Linked DNA regions of Homo sapiens: regions 2 and 3 are each linked to region 1. The links are chromatin contacts, found by Hi-C or POLR2A ChIA-PET in ENCODE. All regions are on one chromosome and are shown on one strand. The core of a region is the stretch at or near the end of the contact, and the rest is flanking DNA. Distances in the headings are between cores, read along the strand shown.

Region 1 (4,801 bases), core at 1,165-3,664:
TTTTTGCCCCAGCAAGAACCTTGAGCTCAGTTCTCAGAGGTGAGAATTCTAACACAGAAAGCACCCAGAAAGGGCACTGAGGTCTGAGAAGCAAGGAAGTGACCCAGGTTGTTTGCCTCTGGTCGGAAAGGGAAACTACCCCTGCTTCCACTCTGACAGCAGACAAGTTAATCAACCTACTCAATTGCATTTTTGGCCCATTCCCCATTTCCAACATGAACAGTTCCTCCCCTCCAGCCCAATGCCACTCTAGGCAGTCACCAAGAGGTAAGATTTCTGAAATCAAAACTTGAATTAACCAACAAAGGAACATCAATTCTAGAACGGATTGTAACAGGGATTTTTGTCTTTTTTCTCTGCTGTATCCCCAAGATCTATATTATATATTCTGTGGTTTTGGCACATAGTAATTGCTCAGTAAAGCTGTGTTGAGTTACTTGATAAAAAATAAGTCAGTAGAAATAACTTAAATGCTCAACATTAATGTCATTGGTTAAGTAGCAATGCATAGAACTAAATATTATGCTATTAAAAAGTTTATTTGTAAAGTCAAGGATATGGAAAAATATTTGATACATACATATCTTTTTGAGATAGGTTCTCACTCTATCACCAAGGCTGGAGGGTAGTGGCAAGACCATAGCTCACTGCAGCCTCCAACTCCCAGGCTCAAGCAATCTTCCAGCCTCAGGCTCCCAAGCAGCTGGGACTACAGGTGTGCACCACCAAGCCCAGCTGATTTTTTTTTTTGAAAGAAGGGGTCTCACTATGTTGCCCAGGCTAGTCTTGAATTCCTGACCTCAAGTGATCCTTCTGCCCCGGAATCCCAAAGTGCTGGGATTACGGGCATGAGCCACAGTGTGGGACTGATACATTTTTGAAAAAAGGAAACAACATATATTCATGAAGGAAATACACACCCTCCTGGTGAGTTTATGTATGATTTTTGTTTTGTTGTTTTCTGTGTTATCTGATCACAAATTACTTTCATTTTCAGGAAGAAAAAAATTTAATTTTTTTTTTTATTGGGGCAACATCCAACCCAGATATGATTACTACCTAGCCTGAACTGAATGTATTACTAATAAACAAAGAAATGCAGAATGGCATACAGTCGGTAAAGCGTAGTGCTTGAGAGCATGGATTATGGAGACTATTTAAATACTGGCTCCATAACTTAATAGCTTGGGACCCACGGTGTTACTTAGCTTCTATCTGCTTTAATTTACTCATCTGTAAACTTGGGATAAGATACTTCCTCATAAGGTTGGTGTGAAGACCAAGTGAATTAACTATCGTTTAAAGCACTTACAAAAGTGCCGGGCACCACCGAGATATGCATCCGTTAGCTTTTATTATTATTAGACTCAAAACACTGTAGTAGTTCTAATGAGAGGGGTAAGAATCAAAAATCCAGGCACCTGCATAGAGCCAGAGAGGCACACATAGAAGCAACGTAAGAGTGGAAGCGGAATGAAAACATGCTAAAGCCAGGTACAAGCCACAAGCGAGGGTCCACAGGAAGAAATTGTTAATTCTGAAGAGAGTGAATGCACGAAGTTACAGGAAAAATAACATCTGAACAGAGTTTAAGAATGAGCAGGACTTCAACAAGTGGCTAGTAAGACATAAGGAACCTACAAAAGATCTTAGCAAAGGCGCAAAGATTACCATCGTATTGCTCGTTTCTTCCTACTTTGCAGAAGTAACCTCTGGCGAACAGAGGTGGTTGCAGAGCATGCTTATCAAGCAAAATACCACGAAGCAGTAAGGAACGACAGAGATAACAGTAACAATAATAATTCACCCCAAGGTACTCAACTGGAAAAAGGAAATACAGAGGAGAGGTGTCGTTAAGAAAGCCAGGACGCACATCACGGCCCCGTCGCTGCACTACTCTCGTCTAGGGGTCAACAGTGGAGTCGAGACTCGAAGCTTCCACGCGGCGGAACAGCGTCCCTCTCAGGCGGCGAACGGGCTAGGGAAGCGCCCGGAGGAGACCTAGCGTGAGAACTACAACTCCCGCGGAGCCCGAGGGCGAGCTGCCTGCGTAACTTCCGCTTCCGCCACCTGCCCCTCTCACCCTCTTCACTCGAACCCTACCCGGGAGCGGTCAGGCGCGTGACCCCGCGTGACCGGGGTGCGCGAGCCGAGAGGCCCTGGAAGCGGGACTCTGGGACCCCATTGAAAGAAAGGCAACCAGAAAAGGCGAAACGACAACCTCGATAGTGATTGGAGCTGATGGAACGAGGGCGGAGCTAAAGTCCCAGAATACTGGCCAATCAGAGTTTAAGATTATCAGGGAGCCCGGGAAGGGGAAAGGGGCGAAATGGTTCTATGGTCACATGCCGCGGGGTCTGGTGGGAGGAGCGGTTGCCCAGCGGCCTCTTGGCGCTTCCTGTTTCCGGTTCCCAGAGTGGGGCACAGCGAGGCGCTAGGGGGAACGCTGGCCTCTGAAACTAGCTCTGGGACCGGGGTCTGCGGCCGGCCCCTAGCTGGCCCCGTCTCCCATCCCCAGAAGGGTATTCACTGGGGATTCTGAGCTTTGGCTACTCCAGTTTCCCACGACACGTGAGTGTGAGGGGCGTGGAGGAGGAGGCGGGCTGGGTTGCGCTCACACTTAAGCGTCTGTGACAGGAGCCGGAATCGCATTCTCCCTTGACCATGGTTCTAGCCAAAGATCTGGCTGAGGAGCCCTAAGGGTAGAATGGAGGCGGAGGCATGAGAGCGGAGAGTCACGGAGTTCCGAAAGGTGTGAGGGAGAAAGGACTTCCAAGACCAGAGAGGGGATTTACGATATTTAGAAAGCAGGGAAAGGAAAATACCCCAAGTATGGAGTCCGTTGGAGGTGTTGGTGGATTTATTTGTAGGAGGAATTTTGGCCTGCATCACGGTGGGAGGTCAAGTGGCATCATTTGGAGAGGGTATGGCTACAAGCGCTTGGAAAGTCGGGACACTAGACAGAGCGAGAATTTCTGGCACCCTGGGAGAGCTTTGAGGGGGATGCGACTGTGGTGTGGATAAGAATGGCTGATGGACGGATTATCTTGTGTTCCTCGTTGTGGGGAGCTTCCGCTCTTGGGACATAGCCGCTACTTGTCTGAGGCTCCTTCTCTCTTGAGTTCTTTCAGCATTAGGCCTTTTAGCCAATTGAGGCTGCTTTTCTAAACATGTAGGCTGCTGGAGAAAAAGGGATAAGGACTGCTACATCAGAAAGGAGCCAGCGGGAAGACAGTAGAAATTCCACTGGTAAATGGCCATGGCTGTCTTAACAGATGGGGAAGTGAGTGCTACAGAGGCCCAGTGGTGTAAGCTGCTTCCCAGTTGCTGGCTTAGTCATTGGCCACCCTAATAAAGGATAATTTTTAGCATTGCCAAATAAAATAGATCTGTCGTTAGAGAATAAGAAAACTGAAAGATTTTTCAAGATCATAAAATCCTGCTCCTTATTTCCAAAGTATATAGACAAACTCTTGTACCTTGAGAATCTAATTGTAGCATATTAAAAGGGGGCTACTGGGCCCTTCCATTTCATTCTCTTCCTGATTGTTGCACCCCTATGTTTATAAGTTTTCCAGCAGTTATCTTTATGCCACGAATCGTCTAAATTGCCCCAGTAACTTCACACACATTTAATATCTGTGTAATGTACAGCAAGTAATTTAACAAGTAATTCTGTAAAGCATCAGTTTTCTCATCTGTGAAGTATGAAAAATTATACCTATTTTCTGGGTTGTGAAGATGAATGAACATAATCTAGGGAAAACATTTAGCGCATATGCCACTGAATTAAAGAGAAGCAGCTTAAATTTAAAGACAAGCCTTAAGCAGGAAAGAAGAATACAGTATAAATTTATTATCCTAACTTTTTGAATAATAAGCAAATGAAAGATAGTTCAACTCAGCTAATGGCTGAGGTGTTTAACCTTTCATCCCTTCCTAATTTTGTGAGATTCCTTGTTCTAATTTAGGAAAAGAAATCAACTGTCAGTTTTTAATTAGGTCCTGAGAGACTGGAAAGGAAAATGGCAGGCTAAGTCAGTCTAGAAGAAGGAGTCTCCTATTTCTTTTTAGTGAGTCAGCTGGTCAAGTTGTGTGTTGAGCAGTGGGTTAACTTAGGGAAGGTGGGAGTTGGAGGTCTGAGTTCTTTATTTCACCTCCTATTCAGTCAACTGTGTGAGGAATCACTTCCCCTTCACTTCTTAGTAGAAAAAAAAAAAAACCCACAGTTTTGGCTGTCTACTCTCATCTCCAAAAAATTGTTATGCACATAGTGGAAATATACATGTAGTTGTTCAACACAGACCATGAGCTCTGGAGCTAGACTCTCTGGCTCACTCCACTAGCTGTGTCTCAGTTTTCTTACTGGTAAAATAGCAACAATAATTGTATTTACTCATAAGGTTGTGAGGATTAATTAGTTAATTAATATATGTTAAGTGCTTTGAACAGCACCTGGCCCAAGGCAGTAGTCTGTTGTTTCCTGCTGTTGTGTGGTTTCAGTGCATTAAATGTGTTATGAGGGCCTTGGACCTCTTGGTTAGCTATGATTATTCTATGGAAACTACCATAATATTACAGTAGAGAATTGATGTTTGGGGTACAGGAAGTCAGGTAGACAATTTCCCGGGATTTTTTGCTTTAGTGGGGTGTGGGAAGTGGAAGGTCAGATGTTAGGTTGTTTAGGGGAATGGGGAAAGTGCATTCACGGCCAAGGTTGGAGCTTCCATTTTCCCATCTTCAAACTCATTAGTACCCATGAAAATTCTGCCTGTTTCAAGTTTTATATTTTAAAAATGAG
Region 2 (4,801 bases), core at 1,694-4,193, 920 kb after region 1:
GGTGTACTTGGAGATGTTGTGATATAGTTCACCCTGAGCCATTCAGGCAGGTGCACGCCAGCATCTGGTGAAGTACTTTATAAGAAACAGGCTGCTGTTAACCAGCGAGGCCTCTTTTGTAAAAGGTAGGGGAAGGAGTTCTGGAGTTAGGAGTCAAGGATCCTCATCCTTCTGAGACCAGAGGTATCAGCAATGAAGCTCTCTTATTAGTCCTAGAAGAAATGATCCCAGCCTGAGACTGGGTTGCCCTGCTGCTTAAAGGACTGTCCTGTAGACCGTCACGAGGGCTCCCATTGACTGGGGGGAGGCCAAGCCTTTCCCCTCAGGTGGCCATCCTTACCACCACCTATCCATGTCCTTGTACAGAGGCACCTGCTTCTAGAGGCCCACCAGAAACATACAATTCTAGGTAACTGGAGTATAGTCTGAAAAGCACATAAGTACCTGTCTCCACACACATACCCACTTGAAACAGAGAGCCACATTCACATGAATTAAGAAGTATATGCATGTTGTCCTATAGCACAGCCACACAAACCTGTGCCCTATCTCATATACCACCAGTAGCTTCCAGGACAAATGACTGTACTCAGGAATTTAGGTAGACCTCACCCATGCCCCAGAGAGAGGAGGAAATATGAAAGGCCAAGTCAGATGAAGCCTCCTTCACAACTTGTCCTTGCTGTGAGACAGAAGATAAGGTATCTGCTAATGGTGAGGCAGGAAAGCAGACAACCAGCTAGTGACCTCTCCTAAAAACAGCCTAGGCTTCAGGGGAGGATTTCCTGGTACCCTTTTCCTGCCTTTTCTGAAGATTCTGGACTTTGATAATTCCCTAGCTTATGAAGGAAAACTTTAACACAAGGTTCGAGGGACTCAGAACTGAACAAGAAACAGGAAGGGAGAGGATGAGACTATTAGGTACTTTTCTGGAAGGAAACTTTATATACTCCTCAGAAGTGAAATCTCTCCAGTGGTCAACTTGTTTAACTGGAAGTCTGGACAGAAGCGGAGCAGCAGCCCTCCTCCCTTCGTATCCAGGATCTAATTTTTCCTGAAGAATTGTGAGCAAAAAACAGGAGTCGAGAAGGGGACTGGGGCAGTGGTTCAGGGCCAGCATCAAGGAAGCACTTTAACCCGGGAGTTGGCATTCCCCTGCACACTTTCTTCTCGCCTCAGAACATGTGGGATTCCCATTTTCCCTTTGGATTTTATGGGCAGAGGCATACATCCAGCTAGGAATGGAAATGTCAGGAGAGGAGGCCTCTTGGTATCTGAGATAGGATGAGCAGGAACAGATTGCTTTTCTTGTCAAGGGAGCTATAATTGCAGTAAGCTGGAGGGAACACCTCTGGTGAACACTAAGCTGACCTCGGCATGCCCTGGGCAAGGCCAGGACCCCAGATGCCACCGTGATTTTCATGACAGCCCACTCTCCAGGGGAAAAGGCCCAAGGGTGAAGGGTGGTATGGGAATCTTACCACTGGTTGGGTTGTGTAAATCACTGCTACACAGTATGCATGTTCTCAAAATGCAGCTGTTTTCCGATAACCCTTTTCCTCAGCATGAAAACATCCACTTCCCTAAGGGACCTAAAATGAATCCCATCCCTTTAGTCCCCAAACACTAAGAAACCCATTTCTCAGAGCTTCTGCAGCAAGATGTGGGTTCAAATCCAGGAGCTCCCTTGGATCACATTTCCCATTGGATTTTCTGAGTCATCACTCTGTCTTCCCCGGCAGTGAAACCCACGATCCACCAGCTCAACCCCCTACACCCACTAGTGCCAGACAATGACAGAGAGAAGATGAAAGAAAGCACTAACCTGTCTCCAAGGTTCCTCCGGCAAAGGGAGGGAACCACCTGGTACTGGAGTTTGGGGTTGGAGGGATTCCCCTCTTCAGAGGCAGGTGACGGCTCTCATCCTCAGTGGCTCTTCCTGGACGAGGCTGAGCCTCCCAAGTTGGTGAGGGGAACTGGGTCCCCTGAGGATGAGGAGTCAAGGTTGGAGGAGGGGGAGGGGGAGGAGAAGGAGGTCCTACTTGGGGAAGGTGGCACACCCCCCACACCCTGCTTGTTACCCGGGGGAGGAGGGGAGGAGCCTCTCCCAACCAGGAGTTGTCTCCTCCCCCTTGGGGGAGTTCCCCTCCCCCCCAAACTGGATCTTTCTGAGGTGGAGGGCTCTTTCTGTCTGCTGGAGATAGGAGCGGAGGGGCTCCACCCCGTTCCACTGTCTAGGCACGAGGAAGTTGAGGGGGAGGTCTTCCCCTCTCCAGAAGGCTGAAAGCCGATTCCTCTTCTTTCCCTGGAGTGGCTTCTGAACGTAAGGACTCCTGTCTCCTGTGAATAGTGGTGGGCCGAGGGTGCCTACTCCACAGGCACAGCCCCGTCTCTCTTTGCCTCCAAAGTCCTGAACTGTTGAGAGTGTGTGTTTGGAGGGGCGGGGGCGCGCTAGGGTGGTCTCACTCTGCTTCCCTACGGAAAGCTCCCTTCTTTCCACTTCTGGGGGTCTCCTCCCCGGCCAGTACAGGGGTCTTCCTCGCCTCTAGGCAGGAGAGAGGCGTCCCCTCCAGGGGTCTCTTCTTTCCCTCACCCGAGTGGTAAGGGTCTTTTCTCTCCAACAGGGGGAGAGGTTGCTCGCGTCCCCGCTCCCGCCTCCGCTCCCGGGGTGCCCCAGAGGGTGGGGCTTTCGTACTCCCGGCTGTCCCTGAGCTGGCCTGGGCAGCACGGTCCGGGAGGCCGCGGCTCGAGACTCCGGTCCCTGCTACTGTGGCGGCAGCACCTCCTCTAGGGCCGTCCTGTCGGGTCCGCTCCCTTCGGCGCGTGGGGCTCCCCGCGCTGCCACCGCTCGGGCTCCGACCAGTCTGGGCTCCCGGGGAGCCAGAAGGCGGGCAGACAGTGTCAGGGCTCGGCGCGGGCTCGGGCTCGGCTCGGCTCCGCTGCAGGCCCCGGCTCCTCCCCGGCCTCCGCGCCGCGCTCCGCGCCCCTCCCCCTCCCCCGCCCGCCGGCCGCTGCCGCCACCGCCTCCCGGCGCGGGTTAAGGAGGAGCCGGGAGACGCCGAGCCGCGGGCAGCGCCGAGCCGCGAGCCTCGCTACCCGGTGTGCGCTCCGCCTGGAGAGCCACGGCCGCTCTCACGCCGGCGAGGGATCTCGCCGCCCTCGCCCACCTGCGGCCGCGTGGCTCCGGGAGTTCGCCGTCTACCCGGGATGACAACTCACTGCTCCCCGTCGGGAGAGTCCCTAGTGCGCACCGTATACCGTCAATTCCAGCTGACACCCCAACTCCGGCGTTTCATTCTGTTAAACTCCGTATACAGATGAACAGCCCCAGCTTTCTCAGGACTGTCTTTGATGGGCTTCTCTTTCCCTCGAGATAATTTATAAAGGATCATGAGCATTGAGGTGAAGATTGGGGTGAAGTTTATATGTTACCCTTATATCATCCTGGAATTCAGTAAATGCTCCTTGAATGAGTGGATACATGATAAATGAGCGTGTAACGGTGAAATAAACATCAGAAGATCTGGGTCCTGTTCCTTGTTTCAGCTTCCTAAACTTGTGCATGGCCCTTGTTCTCCGCAATCTTGCTCAGCGAAGAAGGGACCTTGATACTTGGCCTGCTTACCCTTTACAGCTGTCACATCCTGAAGTCATATTATTCTGCTGCAAATTCTCATATATTTCATACTCTGGCTTTTTTTTTTTTTTTTTTTTTTTTTTTGAGGTGTTGTTTCACTTATTGCCCAGGCTGGAGTGCAATGGCACGATCTGGGCCCACTGCAACCTACGCCTCCCGGGTTCAAGCGATTCTTCTGTCTCAGCCTCCCCAGCAGCTGGGATGCCTCAGCCTCCGGAGCAGCTGGGATTACAGGCGCGCGCCACCACGCCCGGCTAATTTTTGTATTTTTAGTAGAGATGGGGTTTCACCAAGTTGGCCAGGCTGGTCTCGAACTCCTGACCTCGTGATCCACCTTCCTCGGCCTCCCAAAGTGCTGGGATTACAGGTGTGAGCCACCGCGCCCGGCCCATACTCAGGCTTTTTAAACTTTTATCAAACTACCCTACTTTCTTTCCTTTCTTTCTTTATCTTTTTCTTCTTTTTAAATAGAGGCAGGGTCTCAGTATGCTGCCGAGGCTGGTCTTTAATTCCTGGGTTTAAACTATTCTCCCTTTTTATGCCTCCAAAGTGCTGGGATTACAGGCAGGAAACACGGCCCGGCCTACTCTCTACTTTATAGCACATAAGATAATAGGAGGCCAGGCGCAGTGGCTCACGCCCGTAATCCCAAAGCTTTGGGAGGCCGAGGCGGGGGGATCACTTGAAGTCAGGAATTGGAGACCAGCCTGGCCAACGTGGTGAAACCCCTGTCTCTACTAAAAATACAAAAATTAGCCCGGCGCGGTGGCGGACGCCTGTAGTGCCGGCTAAGGCAGGAGAATCGCTTGAACCCGGAAAGCGGTGGTTGCAGTGAGCCGAGACCGCGCCACTCCACTCCAGCCTGGGCGACAGAGCCAGGTTCCGTCTAAAAAAAAAAAAAAAAAAAAAGAATTAGCCAGGCGTGGTAGTGCGTGCCTGTAATCCCAGCTACCTGGGAGGCTGAGGCAGGAGAATCACTTGAAACTGGGAGACGGAGGTTGCAGTAAGCCCAGATCGTGCCGCTGCACTCCAGCCTGGGAGACAGTGAGACACCGTCTCAAAAAAAAAAAAAAAAAAAGATAATACGAATACAAAAATATTGCTTGCAAAATATTTGAATTGCCCCCAAAAGACTGCATACTTAAGTTGTATGTATATATTATA
Region 3 (4,801 bases), core at 925-3,424, 760 kb before region 1:
TATTTATGTGAGATGTGTCAATACTGGTCTTGTGTCATTCATTTAGGCTACTTAGAAAGAAGATAAAAAAGATCCTGTTTGGCTCCAAAAAAGGAAAAGTCAGCCCCTCCTGCATGAGGAGGAGCTGCAGCCCTTTAGAATTGATAATCACAAATCCCTCAGACCCAAAGTAGAATAAAGGAAAATATGTAACATTAGACATTGATAGAAAAGGACTAGATCCTAGTGTAAATATCCTAATAGAAGGAGAGGTTCAAAGATGCTCTCCAGAACCAGTATTTCAGACTTTCTATGATAAACTAAATGTGCCAGTACCAGAGACTCCAGGAAAAACCGGAAATTTGTTTTTGCAGTTAGCCAAGCATGTAGCCCAGTCTCTAAATGTCACTTCATGTTATGTTTGTAGAAAAACTGTAATAAGAGATCAATGGCCATAAGTAGCCCGAGAATTAGTTCCTACAGACCCAGTTCCTGATGAATTTCCAGCCCAAAAGAACCACCCTGACAATTTTTAAGTTCTAAAAGTCTCAATTATTAGACAGTATTGTATAGCTAGAGAAGGAAAAGGATTCACTCATCCTGTAAGGCAGCTTAGTTGTCTTAGGCAAAAGCTGTATAATGATACCACAAAAACAGTTACATGGTGGAGTTCCAATTACACAGAAAGAAATCCATTCAGTAAATTTCCAAAGCTGCAGGCTGTTTAGGCCCACCCAGAATTCCACCAGGACTGGATGGCCCCCACTGGGTTATACTGGATATGTGGACACAGAGCTTATGCTAAGCTGCCTGATCAGTGGACAGGTAGCTGTGTAATTGGCACCATTAAGCCATCTTTCTTCTTACTGCCCATAAAAACAGGTGAACTTCTGGGCTTCCCAGTCTGTGCTTCCCGTGAAAAAAGAAGCATAGCCATAGGTGATTAGAAAGATAATGAATGGCCTCCTGAAAAAATCATACAATACTATGGACCCACCACTTATGCACAAGATGGCTCATGAAGATATCAAACCCCCATCTACATGCTCAACCGAATCATACAGTTACAAGCTGTTTTAGAAATTATTACTAATAAAACCAGTTGAGCTTTGACTGTTTTTGCCTGGCAAGAGACTCTTATGAAGAAATGCTATCTATCAAATAGATTGGCTCTCGACTACTTGCTAGCAGCTAAAAGAGAGGTCTATAAGAAATTTAACCTTACTAATTACTGTCTACACATAGATAATCAAAGGCAAGTAGTTAAAGACATAGTTAAAGATATAACAAAACTGGCACATGTACCCGTGCAAGTGTGGCACGGACTCAATCCAAGAGCCATGTTTGGAAATTGGTTCCCAGCAATAAGAAGATTTAAAACTCTTCCAATAAGAGTAATAATAGTAATAGGAACTTGCTTACTGCTCCCTTGTCTGACACCTGTATTTCTCCAAATGGTAAAAAACTTTGTCGCTACCTTAGTTCACCAAAATGCTTCAGCACAAGCATACTATATAAATCACTATCGATCTATTGCACAAAAAGACATAAGTAGCAAAAATAAGAGTGAGAACTTCCCCTAATAAAAAGTGAGAGTCTCAAATGGGGGAAATGAGGGAAGAGAGAGACCCTCTCATATTGTTTTATATTGTTTTATACTCAGTACCTGTTTTAAGAAAAAAACAACAAGAAAGTAAAACCAAAGACAGGCAGCCCAGCACCAGGCCCGAAACCAGGCCTGGGCCTGCCTGGCCTAAACCAGATTTCATTTGTAGATTGCATTGTTCATGCTTGGCTAAAGCAGAACAGTATTATGGTGCAACAGGCACTAAAAAGAACTATAGGAAGATGTGAGTTTGGAGGAGTACATGGGAGCCTCATCATATAGTAACTTGTGAACCACAGGGAAACCTTCACGTTTTACTGAGTGAGATAGGTAGTTGAAAATTAGTTAAAAATCAACTCATAACTTAGAAACCGATGTTATTCATAGATTCCAGACATTGTATAGAAGAACATTGTGAAACTCCCTGCCCTGTTCTGTTTCTCTCTGACCACCGGTGCATGCAGTCCCTATCATGTACCACCTGCTTGCTCAAATCAATCACGACCCTTTCATGTGAAATCTTTAGTGTTGTGAGCCCTTAAAAGGAACAGAAATTGTGCATTCGGGGAGCTCAGATTTTGAGGCAGTAGCTTGCCGATGCTCCCAGATGAATAAAGTCCTTCCTTCTCCAACTTGGTGTCTGAGAGGTTTTGTCTGCGGCTCATCCTGCTACAATATAGTTTTTGTTTCTCATATAGTTATTAATTTGTCTAAACATTTCAATAGATGGCAGGGTCCTTTTTAGTCTTCTGATTCTGGGTTTTATTAATAGTTGTACTTACATAAAAAAGCTTTATGTAATTCTATCAATCGATTAAAAAAAGAAGTTGGCAAAATTCAGCAAACATTTATGATTAAAACTCTTGGAAGCCTAGGAATAAAAGAGAAATTACCTTAATTTGTTAAAGACTATCTGTAATAAACTACAGATAACCTCATATTTAATGGGGAAAGATTTGAATGCTTTCTCCCTAAGATTAGAAAAAAGGCAAGGTGGCCACTCTTGCCACTTTTATTGAATATCACAATAGAAGTTTTATTTAGTGCAATAAAACATGAAAAATAAATAAAAGGCATACGGATTGTAAAGAAAGAAATAAAAAGATTTCATTTGTAGATTGCATTGTTCATGCTTGGCTAAAGCAGAACAGTATTATGGTGCAACAGGCACTAAAAAGAACTATAGGAAGATGTGAGTTTGGAGGAGTACATGGGAGCCTCATCATATAGTAACTTGTGAACCACAGGGAAACCTTCACGTTTTACTGAGTGAGATAGGTAGTTGAAAATTTGCCATAAAGACTTACATCGTTAGACTTACATTTTTATAAATTCATTCTAAATAATGTGTGCAGAATAGACTATGGGGATGAGGAGACAAGTACAAGGACACTGGTCAAGAGCCTATCACAATAATCAGGTGAGAAATGAAAATGGCTTAGTTTGGGTTGGCAGCTATTTTTAAGGTAGATATATCTTTACCTTAAAAGTAAGCTATAGGGTCTTGCTATGTTGCCCAAGCTGGTCTTAAACTGGCCTCAAAAGGTAGAGAATATCTGGATATACTCTAAATTTATCTAGATGTATTGGATAGGTAATATGAAATGAAAATCAACTAGTAAGATGTATTCGATAATGATAATACTGAGGGAGAAGCTTGCATGAAGTAAAGACTAGGCTTTCAGCTTGAGTCATGTTAAGTGTAAAGTGCCTATTAACTATCATTGTAGGAATGTCAGGAATCCAGTTAGATACTTTAGGCTGGAAGTCAGGGGAGAGGCTAGGTCTAGAGAAATAAATGTGATTGTAAGCAGCCCATAGATGAGACCAGAAGACATTGCCTAGGAAGTAAGCACAGATAAGAAGAGGTACAAGGACTGGGGTATTCCAAACTTTAGGGGGTGGAAAAAGGAAAAGGAACCACAAAAGAAAGCTGAGAAGGACCACTGCAAAAAAAAAAAATAATAATAATCTGGGGTGGGGAGAGGGTTTCTTTTAAAGAAAGAATATCAGGGAGGAAGCAATCAAGTATGTGAAATTCTACTGATAGTTGAGTACGGTGAAAACTAAGAAGAGATTTTTTTTTTTTTTTAAATAACTTACTCTCTGAAACCAGGCAAAAGCAAAATTTTCACAGAAGCTTAATAATATGAAGTGGAAAAGCTCTAAGTAGCTTTAATGAAGAGCAGTTAACTCCACAATCAGCTTGTTTGACCAAAGCTTTTAGATTAAGTAGCCAATGCAATTCTGAAGGTAGAAACAGAACACCAACCTTCTCTGGAACCCAGAATAAGTATAAGCCAGAAAATTACCCATTGTTTCTCTTAACAGTTCTGGCTTGAATGTGAAATGGGAAAAGTTCCCTTATCCCCTTGCAGGGTGTGAGATGGGGGTGTGGCTGGCTTCTTCAGTGCCTCCCTGCTCAAACCTCTAGGGGAGCTTACAGGCGGGCAGGCTGTGGGGTTCAGATCCCACAGCAATGTCTAGGGGTGAATGTTTGCAGCTGAAGCCCCAGTAGGCATGTGTTACAGTGTGCTCTTTTAGTTTTGCTCTTCTAGTTTAGCCGCTCTAGGTGCCTTGTGTTAGTCAACTCAATTAGACCCCTGCCTTATCACAAGGACAGTGGACTTTCTGTATCCTGAGGTTCTTGCCTTGGTGTACTGGAAGAATCAGATCACATATGGGCTTGGAGAATGAGTGCAAGGTTTTATTGAGTGGAAATAGCTACCAGCAGATGGGAGAGTCAGAAGGGAGATGGTTTTCCCCTGAAGTCAGGCTGCTCAGTGGCCCAGACTGTCCTCCAGCTGCCCCAGCCAAACTCTGCATTGTTCTGTCAGTCAGTGGCCTACCAGCATGCTGGTGCCTGTCAGTGTGTTCCTCTCAATGTCCAGCCACCTATGTGTTCCTCTCCCTGTGTGTTCCTCCGCTGATGTGCTCCTCTTGATGTCCAGTTGCTTCTGTATCTGCCTTGCTAGGGTCTCAGGTTTTTGCAGGCACAGGATGGGGGCATGGCAGGCCAGGGTGGTCTTGGGAAATGCAACATTTGGGCGGGAAATACCTGTTCTCAGTTAGGTCCGTGAGTGTGGAGCCCTAGCCAGGACTAGCCAGGGTATGGAGCCCTAGCCAGCCATGTTCTTCCCTTCCTAGCACTCCCATATTATTTCCCCTCTCTGAAGAGGTGTATCTAACTGCCATGAGAATATGGACAATGACTGG

Evidence for each region. Hi-C counts contacts between places; a loop is a spot of excess contacts on that map. ChIA-PET counts read pairs that join two places held with the same protein, here RNA polymerase II (POLR2A). Pooled maps may share reads with other maps.
Region 2: a map of ascending aorta shows a loop between it and region 1 (2.8-fold over the local background). The contact joins the promoter of FOXJ2 here to the promoter of M6PR in region 1. A Hi-C loop is called at or near these places in 1 of 168 maps with a recorded cell type or tissue (ascending aorta), 1 of 37 single-sample maps with no recorded cell type and 11 of 50 pooled maps. POLR2A ChIA-PET finds 5 or more read pairs at or near these places in 1 of 52 experiments (activated T-cell).
Region 3: a loop to region 1 is called in a pooled map, with 6 times the contacts of the local background. The contact joins the enhancer-like site here to the promoter of M6PR in region 1. A Hi-C loop is called at or near these places in 4 of 50 pooled maps.

What each region holds. Positions count from the first base shown.
Region 1 is chr12:8,947,258-8,952,058 of GRCh38, reverse strand. M6PR (mannose-6-phosphate receptor, cation dependent) reads left to right here and starts at 2,414. Exons shown (of 7, transcript NM_002355.4): 1 at 2,414-2,571. It also overlaps a transcript of KLRG1 not described here. RefSeq lists enhancers at 1,712-1,841, 1,340-2,244, 2,245-3,150 and a silencer at 1,820-2,034.
Region 2 is chr12:8,030,858-8,035,658 of GRCh38, reverse strand. It overlaps FOXJ2 (forkhead box J2), which reads right to left and starts at 2,943. Exons shown (of 11, transcript NM_018416.3): 1 at 1,826-2,943. RefSeq lists silencers at 2,849-3,088, 3,109-3,258.
Region 3 is chr12:9,710,389-9,715,189 of GRCh38, reverse strand. It overlaps LINC02390 (long intergenic non-protein coding RNA 2390), which reads right to left. Exons shown (of 2, transcript XR_931347.3): 2 at 4,272-4,801. It also overlaps a transcript of CLECL1 not described here. Among named protein-coding and RNA genes, the nearest start is that of LINC02390, 9.4 kb to the right of the region's middle. RefSeq lists enhancers at 1,641-1,690, 1,741-1,790, 1,801-1,970, 4,385-4,474. Within about 2 kb of position 2,174, at least 2 of the 41 ENCODE cell types and tissues checked have a DNase peak (open chromatin) inside an H3K27ac peak, as active enhancers do.